Linked DNA regions of Homo sapiens: all the other regions are linked to region 1. Evidence: chromatin contacts called from ENCODE Hi-C data. All regions are on one chromosome and are shown on one strand. The core of a region is the stretch at or near the end of the contact, and the rest is flanking DNA. Distances in the headings are between cores, read along the strand shown. Region 1 holds the start of NOS2 (nitric oxide synthase 2). Region 2 overlaps LINC03146 (long intergenic non-protein coding RNA 3146). Region 3 overlaps NLK (nemo like kinase).

Region 1 (3,241 bases), core at 347-2,846:
CAGGGCTTCTCAGTGGGGTTGGCTCACTGGGGAATCGATATGAACGCCAGCATGAGCCCCTTCATCAATGCTTTGCAACCTCTGTCTCTATTTCGGGGTTGGAATGGGGAGCCTTCGGACACAGACTTCAATTCTGTAAAGCCACCTAATAATCTTAAGGAAAAACAATGAACCCCCCCATCCCCATCGCCACTTAACAAGGACAAACTGTATGCACCATGAGCCTCCTTAGCGGGACCTGCTGGCCCACCAGACCCAGCCAGGCTTCATCACTGGCCACAGGCAGGGTGAGGAAGAGCCCGGAGGTCGTTGAAACAGGGGTGCCTTTGCCTGACCCTGAAAGACACTTCCCAGCAGCTCTCATTATCAACTGTAGTTTTAGGTCTATTACTGGGGAAAGCACTCAAGCTGTAGCTACCTTTCTTTTAAAGATTTTGCAGTTGTTGTTCTAACTCAGCATTATTACTTGCTCCTCTTTTATTATGTGGGGAGGAAATATTTGTGAAAAATGCACTCATCCCTCGAAATCTGAGATCATCTCCTTTGAAACAGACAAGAGGAAGATCAAAGAGGCAAAAACTCTGTCTTTAGAAGACAGTGTAGTGAATATAGTCCATGTAAGAATTTTAGGCCAAGTGCAGTGGCTCACGCCTGTAATCCCAGCATTTCGGGAGACCGAGGCAGGAGGATCGCTTGAGTCCAAGAGTTCGAGTTCAGCCTGGGCAACATAGGGAGACCTTGACTACAAAAAATTGAAAAATTAGCCAGGCAGGCATGGTGTCTTGTGCCTGTAGTCCCAGCTACTCGGGAGGCTGAGGCAGAAGGATTGCTTGAGGCTGGGCAGTCAAGGCTGTTTCCAAAAAAAAAAAAGAAAGAAAGGGAAGGGAAGGGAGGGGAAGGGAGGAAAGGACAGGAAGGAAAGGAAGGAAAGAGGGAAAGAAAGAAAAGAACTTATAGCCCCATAGACCTGGGTTCAAATCCTGGAATCCTAGCTCTACCAGTTATGTGTCCTGGATCAAGTTATTTAACTGAAACTCATTTATTCATCCATAAAATGGGTTTAATATATCCATCTTACCAGGATTTGTGGGGAGGTTACATGTTATAAGGACTGATAAGATAATCTCTGTTAAAAAAAATTCTTAGCAGATACAAACTCCCATTTTGAACTTTTCAGAAAGTTTTTCCTTGTCATGTAACAACCACAGCTAATATTTGCAGAAAAGAAATCTGACCAAGATGCCATGTTCAAATGACCAAACCTCATGTCGGCATTTTTTTACCTAGACTTTCCAACACCTTCTCTCTGTAGGCAGAAAATTCCCACAATTTTCTGAGCCTTCTCAAAGAGGAAGAAACAAAACCCTCTCAAAACAGCCGCTTCCCCAGAAATGAAGGCAACTCACCTTGCAGCTGGCTGCACTGCCTCCCCGGGGTAAGGACAGTCAAACCAGGAAGAGACCTGTGCCTTGAGAACTTCGGGACTGTCTAGAACTGCCCAGTCCCCTCATCAAAGGTGGCCGAGAGATTTTAAAGCAGGAATGAGGCTGAGTTCTCTGCGGCCGGAGCCTCAGTTTTCGACTCGCTACAAAGTTATGAACACACTGGCAGCCAAGAAGTATTTATACTCACCCCATGCCATCCAGAGAGTTGTTTTTGCATAAAGGTCTCTTTTTTTTTTTTTTTTTTTTGGTTTCCAAAGGGAGTGTCCCCAGCTTGTGTACAGTTAGCTAATTTATGACTGTGACTGCCAGGGCCTGTGGGTGACCTGATCTTGCTGTTACATCACTCTGTGTGGTGCCTCTTCACCCAACCCACCTCTTTCTGGTCCCAAGTCCAAGGTGGCAGTTCATCAGCAGGGTGGCTGCTAAGATAGAGGCACCACGGAGCCAGGTTTTATTTGGCCAAGCCACATGGCCTCACTTTCAGCATCTGGGAGATTTTTTCCTCAGCAGGGAGCTCTCTGGTTAATCCCTGTCCATCCTCTCACTTTTCCAGCTTGTGACAGGAGTCCAGGAAGCTGGGGGAATATTGACAGTATGGAACACACTGGAAAATGCCCAGGTTCCAGAAGGCCAGTGATATTAGATGATGCCATTATTCCAGACAGGCCTCTGAACTAGTCACTTGAGGTTTTTGGAAGGGAAAGGAAGGAAGGCTATTGGCACAGAGAGGCCTCTGAGATGTTGGTCTTACTAACACCTCATCCTTTAGCACTAGGTAAGCTTTGGTGGAATGGCAGGTAGGATTAAATTCCTTCCCTTATAATGGAAATGATCACTTCTTACATGAAAAAGTGGTAATTTCTTATAATTTCATTTCATTTATTTTATTTATTTATTTATTTTTGAGATGGAGTCTCATTCTGTCACCAAGACTGGAGCGGAGTGGCACGATCTCTGCTCATTGCAACTTCTGCCTCCCAGGCTCAAGCGATCCTCCCACCTCAGCCTCCTGAGTAGCTGGGACTACAGGCATGCACCACCACACCCAGCTAATATTTTTGTGTTTTTGGTAGAGACTGGGTTTCACCATGTTGTCCATGCTGGTCTCGAACTCTGAAGCTCAAGTGATCTGCCCACTTCAGCCTCTCAAAGTGCTAGGATTACAAGGGTTAGCCACCATGCCCGGCCTATAATTTCATTCCTTATAATGCCTGAAATACAGTATTCCCATACATATGCATTTTTCCATCATAAAAGTAAAATAACAACTACATTAGGGAGAAGTTGAGAAGCAAAGGGAAAAAAAGTCACCCTTGATCTCACCGTCCCAACACTTTGCTACCACTGTCCACTCATTTCCTTCTTGTCTTTCCCAAGTTAAATTCAGCATAATATATTAACTTTGTCAAAGATAAACTAAGAGCCACAAAAAAGACATGGATATCAGAGCTCAAGGATCTTTGTTGAGTGAATGTGTGGATGAATGAATGAAAAATAGGAGTAAACTGGAATGAGTTTTAACATATCAAAGCCATCTTCCCTTCAGGCTTCAGCTCAATGCTGCGGCTCAATGCTGCGGCTTAGAGCTCTGGCTTATGGAGCATCTGCCACGAAGAGCAATGCATTTTAGAAAGTGACAAGATGGCCGGGCGTGGTGGTTCATGCCGGTTCAGTTCAGGTAAACAGCACTCAGGGAAAGAGTCAGAATCCTGGCCTTAGGGAGTGCAAGGCCTAGAAAAATAAATGGATAATTATAGTACAGAGTGATATCTGTAGTGATGGAGGGATGGTATGGT
Region 2 (3,241 bases), core at 214-2,713, 450 kb before region 1:
TAAATCCAACTAGTTTTTCTATGGAAATAAACAAGTTTTTAAAAAATTTATATAATAAAGGAATAAAGGGCCAAGACTAGCTAGGACACTATTGAAGAAGAAAGTGAGAAATAAGATGGGAGGGGCTTGTCCTACCATAATAAAGAATTATTATTAGCAAAGACAGACAAAGAGACCATGGGGCTGCACAGAGGACCCAGAGGTGGGCCACATATTGATGGGAACTTGGACTGTGATGGAGGTGGTTTTACTACACATCAGCGGGAAAATAAGACACCAATTTGTACATAATACCAGAACAACTGGCTAACAGATGCAAAATATAAAACTAGATTCCTTCCTCACATCGTACCCAAAGATAGACTCCGGATATATTTTTTAAAACTAAATATAAAAAGCCAAACTTTAAAACTTAAAAAAAATCTGCAAGCAAATACAACCATGAACTTGAAGGGGGTGGGTTTCTTAAATAAGATGAGAAGGACATATTTTATAAAGGAAAATGTTGATGAATTTGACTACCTTGAAATTTTAAACTTCTTTATGATGAAAGGTACCATAAATATGAAAAGGCAAGATATTGGCAATTCAGTACAACTTGTTTGTGTCCAGAATACATCAATAAAAGAAGAACAATTCAAGAGAAACAGGAAATTCACAGAAGAGGAAACCGGAATTGTCATAAACAAATGAAAAATGCTCAACTTCCCTAGTAATTATGAGAATTCAAATCAAAATAAAGACTTCATTTCACACTTATCAGATTGGCAAAAATTAAAAAGCCTAATAACACCATATTGGTAAAGATATGGGGAAATGAGAAGTCATAAGCGGCTGGTGGGAATACAAATTGGTAGAAGCTTAAAATCTTTTATTTGCAATTCCAAAATAGAAAAACTCTGAAAACTAAGTTTGCTCCCCTAAATTTGGTTTAAACTCCTTTATGTATGTATGCATGTATGTATGTATGTATGTATGTATGTATGTATGTATGTATTTTTGAGACGAGTCTCGCTGTGTCACCCAGGCTGGAGTGCAGTGGCGGGATCTCGGCTCACTGCATTCTCTACCTCCCGGGTTCAAGAGATTCTCCTGCCTCAGCCTCCTGGCAACCTCCACCACATCTGGCTAATTTTTGTATTTTTAGTAGAGAAGGGGTTTTGCTATGTTGGCCAGGCTGGTCTCGAACTCCTGACCTCAGGCGATCCACCCGCCTGGGCCTCCCAAAATGCCGGGATGACAGGCGTGAGCCACAGCGCCCGTCCTGGTTTAAACTCACTTTGTGACAAAACCTGATGGCAGCGGCGGGCCGTCCGCCGCGCTGGGGCGCGGGCGGCGGTGGCAGGAGCGGCTGCTGGAGCAGCAGTGGCGGCGGGTACCCTGTGCCCGCGTCCCCGAGGCAACCGACTGCGCCGCCCCCACCCTCGCGCGGCCGGGCGGGACGTGCCTCCAGATCAGGGCCTCCGGACCCTGGCCCCGCGTCGCCGCTCTTGCCCGCTGCTGCCGCCAGGAGGCCGCTGGGAGGAGGCGAAGCTGGGGCCGCATTCGGAAGCCCAGCGCCGTAAGGGAGAGGCGGCGCCTGCCCTACCAAAGGTGCGGAGTTCCTGCGCCTCCGGAGGAGGCTCTGCGCAGGGCCGCCCGGGGCAGCGTCCCTGGGGTCCACCCCTCATCGGGGTGACCGCGGGCCTGACACAACAGACGGCTGGGCCCTGGCCCACGATCCGCTCCCGGAGGCGCCCTGCCCCGGGCCGTGCGGCGAGCCGGGCGAGGGGAACTCCAGGCTGCCCCTGAGCGCCGGGGCCACGGGGCTAGGCTCGTGGAGAGGACGCCCCTGCCCCAGACCCGGCCCCGGCCCAGCGAGGACCAGGCGCCCCCGCCCCAGGCCGCGAGGGGTGCGGCTCGGGCATCACGCTTCACGTAGCAGGCGGGAGCCGGGAGCGGCAGCAGCCGCCCAAGTCCGGGCTGTGGACTCGGGCCCCTCTGCACTTTTGGGGGCCCAGGAAGGTGCTCGCCTTGTCCTTGCAGGCTTGGAGGTGCCTGTTCCCATTGCTTGGCCTCTGCTAGCTCCCGGCCCCCGCACGGATCTCGAAGTGGGGTTGGGGCCTAGCCCGAGGGCTGTCACACCCCCGCCTGGTGTGCGCATGCTAGGGGCAGTGCTGACACGCTCCACTGGTTTCAGATCAACTTTGGAGAATTTGGCGATAGCTAGTTAAAGCCGAAGATGTGCATGCACTGTGATCTAGCAACCATATGCCTCGCAAAACAGGCCGGGCGCGGTGACTCATGCCTGTAATCCCAGCAATTTGGGAGGCTGAGGCGGGTGGATCACTTGAGCCCAGGAGTTTTGAAACCATCCTCCTGGTCAACATGGCAAGACCCCTGTCTACAAAAAATTTAAAATTTAGCTGGGTGTGGTGGCATGCGCCTGTAGTCTCAGCTACTTGGGAGGCTGAGGTGGGAGGATTGCTTGAACCTAGGAAGTTGAGGCTTCAGTGAGCTGTGATTGTGCCAATGCACTCCAGCCTGGGTGGCAGAGCAATACCCTGTCTCAAAAGGAAAAAACACCCACACATCGATACAAGAATTTTCACTGCAGTGCTGTGTGTAATAACGAAAATGGGAACAACCAACAGTCCATTAGGAAAGGAACAAATAAATAAACAGGTTTATTCAAACAATGGGAAACTATGGAGCATTTAAAATTAACGAATCAGATCTACAATGTAATAACACGGGTAAATCTCAAAAATGAGTGAAAAAGCAAATTTCAAAGAGATTTACACAGTATGATAGTATATATGTACATATATTGTTAATGTATGTGTTATATTTGTGTATGTAATCCCAACACTTTAGGAAGCTGAGGTGCGTGGATCACTTGAGACCAGGAATTCGAGACTAGCCTGGCCAACATGGTGAAACTCCATCTCTACTAAAAATATAAAAATTAGCCAGGCGTGGTGGCTTAGACCTGTAATCTCAGCTAATTTGGAGGCTGAGGCAAGAGGATCGCTTCCTGGGCCCCCATATTTTATATACGTATGAAATATACATATTATCGATATGGTATTGTATACATTGATATATACCTCTGTAGTAAATGTGTATGTATGTATGTGTATATATACATGGTCAAGAAGGATCTACACTAACTTGAGACACTGGTTATCTATACAAGGGAAAATGGGAGGGCTTTAGATTTATCAGTTTTGGGGGTTTTTTTGTTTTGTTTTTTCGAAAA
Region 3 (3,241 bases), core at 322-2,821, 320 kb after region 1:
AGCAAGGACTGTGGCTAGTAGGCCATGAAAACTTCCTAGACTTGGCAGACTGGGCTGTATCATCTTCACCCTCTAACATGAGAAAATCCAGCATGGCAGTTTTCCTGCAGGCAGTTCAGATTCCTCGTAGACATATTTAACAGTGACTGAGGAGGAAGTCTCTGTATCTCCCCAGCATCTATAGTATAGATGGAACTAATTAATTCATGATCTAAAGAACAATTAAATATTCCCAAGACCACAAGAATTAGCATAAAATGATTTTCAGCTGCATTTTAACTTATCCAGTATTATTGGTGGGGACTGAAAGGGTCTTAAGAGTTAGGTTTCACTCACTAGTACTAAGTACTTGAAAATAAATATGACAGCCTGATACTGGATGGCTTACCTGTTGCTTAGCCTTCCTCCATTATCAGTACTTTCAGGTGTCTCACTACAGATTAGAATGGCCCAGTGCTGTCTTATCTGCTGAGATCTTTGCTATTTTTAGTTCATTAAACACAGAGTTAGAGGATGTTTAAGTTCTTATTTAACTCTTTCAGTCAAATATAGATATTTTGCTGCTCCTAAGGAATAATATTAGGAGGATATGAAGAAAAGAATGAACTGTTTCTCAGCCTTGGTTTAGCTATCATATAAGGCCTTTTTTCTTTGTAATACAAATTAGCAAATTTGGGAATCATTTTATATATCCTGACAAAATGGAAAAGGATCTCTTTCTTATGCATACAGCTAACCCGACAATTAACAAACTTGGATAAACAAATGAGAAAAGAACTCGGCTAATATAATACATTAAATATAGAAGATGAGAATCCGTTTTTTATTTATGTTTTGGATGGGGGAAAGGCCTAGAAAGATTTCTTCTAAATTGTATACAACTCTATAAATATGGTGGAGTGCACACAAATTATAGCCCTTTAAAATTGCAGTTAGAAAGACCAGTGAGAAATAAAAGTAAATTTCTTATTCCATAATTTGTTACATAAATTTCTTGTGTATCCTTGAATATATAACAAGGACCAAGGTAACAAATAGGATACATTTCCTAGACTTGTTTGTTGTCAAAAATTTTGCCTCAGTTTGCTATTGTTTTCTGAAACAGGCAATCTAAATACAAGTAAAAATAAGGAAATGAATTTCAAAATAAATGTGACGGCAATAATCTAAATATTTAGAGTTTAGTTAGGAGGTTCTGTTACTGAGATATGTACTCAGTATAGTTGACATAGTAATTGTAGTATGTATAGCAAGAAATGGAGGATTGCTGATTACAACTTTATGTGAATAGAATTACAAGAACCTGATTTTCTTAAACCAAGTTGAAGCACTCTTTTTATTATATTATGTATTTGCTTTGAATAGCTAAAAACATGTATCAGAAACATGAATTTTAAAACTGCTAACACATGGGGGATTCTTCACATAAAAATGAAAGAGAAACACAATTTCTTGGAGATTCTTGCTGACTAGTTTAAAGATGTTTTAAGTGACATTTTAGTGGCTGAGAAAGTATTCCCAATAATAAGTTTCACTTTTGTTTCATTACAACTTTTCTGCTTGTCAGTAATTTAAGCAGATTTGTGGCAGTGTTCCGTTTTCTGGGATTAAGAAAACTCAACAAAATGACCACAACAGATCTAAAATGCTTCCTGTTTTGTTATTGTACTCTTTTGATCAACTCTGTATCTCTCTGAAAAAGGACTTGTGGATTCTTCTGGCTTTTTAAAAAACAGTTGAATTTATGAGTATAAAGAAGTATTGATAAACTCTGGACAGGTGTAAGTGAGGATTCTTTCTCACGACTCTTAAACATGCTGCTTGAAGTATTAATTTAAAACTTAGGAAGTAAACTCCTGTAAGTAAAACTTCACTGTTTAAGAAGGGAATCAGATGAAATGACAGATGCACTGTCTTATTTAAGGCATCCAGTGTTTAGCAGAGAAAGTAACTGCCCTAGAATTGTAGGTATAAGGATGGCTCCTTTTTTTCTGAAATGAAGAAACTTGTACTAAATGTTGTTCATTATCTCTACAGCTGGAGCTTCATTAGCAAGTGCATTTAGAATAACCAGGGTATGGCAGCAGCAGAGAAACTAAGCGCCTCAAGCCTTTGAGTAACAAAAAATAAAAGAATTCCTGTATAACATGCTTCCACACTTATCTGTGTTCTGTGGTACTGTTTGTGCTGAACCAAAGCATCTGCTACCTCAAGTTAAGAGAGAACAAACTCAACATGGCGTGAAATTACTGCACTGCCATTCACATTCATTAGAGTTATATTGTTGCCAGCCACAGGCATGACTGGCTTTTGCATGAATAATAAAATGCTGCTTTGTGAATTTTACTTTAAAACATTACAAGACATAGTACTCACCTTGAGCCTGTGTCAAGTATTTTCAGGAGTGGGTTTATCTCCTTTATTATGGTGGCTTTTCTCACCATAATAGGGTAACCAGTAAGTAGTAGTCAGAAGTTAGGAAGAAGTATTGTATGAGGCCTTTGGAAAGGGCACTGTGTTAAATCAATTTATCTCATGTTTAAAAACTAATATTTATTGTGCCCGGCTAACTGTTAAAGATATTAAAATTATTGTCATTTGGCAACCATCGTAATAATTGATTCAGGCAAAAATCATGAGGGGATACTAAAGTTAATGGATCAAAGTTCAGTGAGGAATAGGATATTTACACAGTTACAAAGGGAAAAAAATAGTAACTTTATAGTGGAGAAGCCTGGCAGACACCTCATTCAAGTGATTAAAGTTATCAACAGTAATGGGACATACTGACATTATATGCCTCCTGAGATGATGCACTGAGAAGGCATCAGTTCTTTGTTGTTTCTGTCAAAAATGAATAATCTGAATCTAGTTATGAGAAAACAACAAACCCAAATTAAGGGCTAGTCTTCAAAGTAACTGGCCTGGTCTGTATATTTCACAAATGGCAGTCATGAAAGACATGCCAAATAACTTCTAGATTAGAGAATACCAAAGAGACGTGACAGTTGAATACAGTGTGTGATCTGAAGTTTTCCCTTTTTCGTATTTCATTGACATTTTTCTCTTCTAGTAGCTAGATACTGAAGTAGTATATTTAAACAGAAAAAAAGTACTTCTAACTAATAGTCTGAATACAGCAATATATCAATGTCCCCTCCTATTTTCTAGTTTATGTGGATTTTAATCAGTATTGCAGATTTGGCTTGGGGTGTGTGTGTGTGTGTGTGTGTGTGTGTGT

Evidence for each region. A loop is a pair of places that touch in the nucleus more often than their neighbours do. Pooled maps may share reads with other maps.
Region 2: a loop to region 1 is called in a map with no recorded cell type, with 3 times the contacts of the local background. The contact joins the enhancer-like site here to the promoter of NOS2 in region 1. A Hi-C loop is called at or near these places in 2 of 37 single-sample maps with no recorded cell type and 4 of 50 pooled maps.
Region 3: a map with no recorded cell type shows a loop between it and region 1 (2.5-fold over the local background). The contact joins the enhancer-like site here to the promoter of NOS2 in region 1. A Hi-C loop is called at or near these places in 5 of 37 single-sample maps with no recorded cell type and 7 of 50 pooled maps.

Annotation. Positions count from the first base shown.
Region 1 is chr17:27,798,933-27,802,173 of GRCh38, forward strand. It overlaps NOS2 (nitric oxide synthase 2), which reads right to left and starts at 1,597. Exons shown (of 27, transcript NM_000625.4): 1 at 1,407-1,597. RefSeq lists promoters at 1,430-3,241, 1,510-2,627, 1,510-1,802, 1,561-3,241, an enhancer at 1,771-1,799 and a cis regulatory region at 2,112-2,134.
Region 2 is chr17:27,347,733-27,350,973 of GRCh38, forward strand. The region is part of intron 2 of LINC03146 (long intergenic non-protein coding RNA 3146); the gene reads left to right. LOC124903959 (a long non-coding RNA gene) reads left to right here. Exons shown (of 2, transcript XR_007065679.1): 2 at 613-759. It overlaps LOC124903958 (a long non-coding RNA gene), which reads right to left. Exons shown (of 2, transcript XR_007065678.1): 2 at 2,634-3,241. Among named protein-coding and RNA genes, the nearest start is that of LINC03146, 17 kb to the left of the region's middle. RefSeq lists a silencer at 1,164-1,873. Within about 2 kb of position 1,464, at least 28 of the 41 ENCODE cell types and tissues checked have a DNase peak (open chromatin) inside an H3K27ac peak, as active enhancers do.
Region 3 is chr17:28,117,025-28,120,265 of GRCh38, forward strand. The region is part of intron 1 of NLK (nemo like kinase); the gene reads left to right. Among named protein-coding and RNA genes, the nearest start is that of NLK, 76 kb to the left of the region's middle. Within about 2 kb of position 1,572, at least 2 of the 41 ENCODE cell types and tissues checked have a DNase peak (open chromatin) inside an H3K27ac peak, as active enhancers do.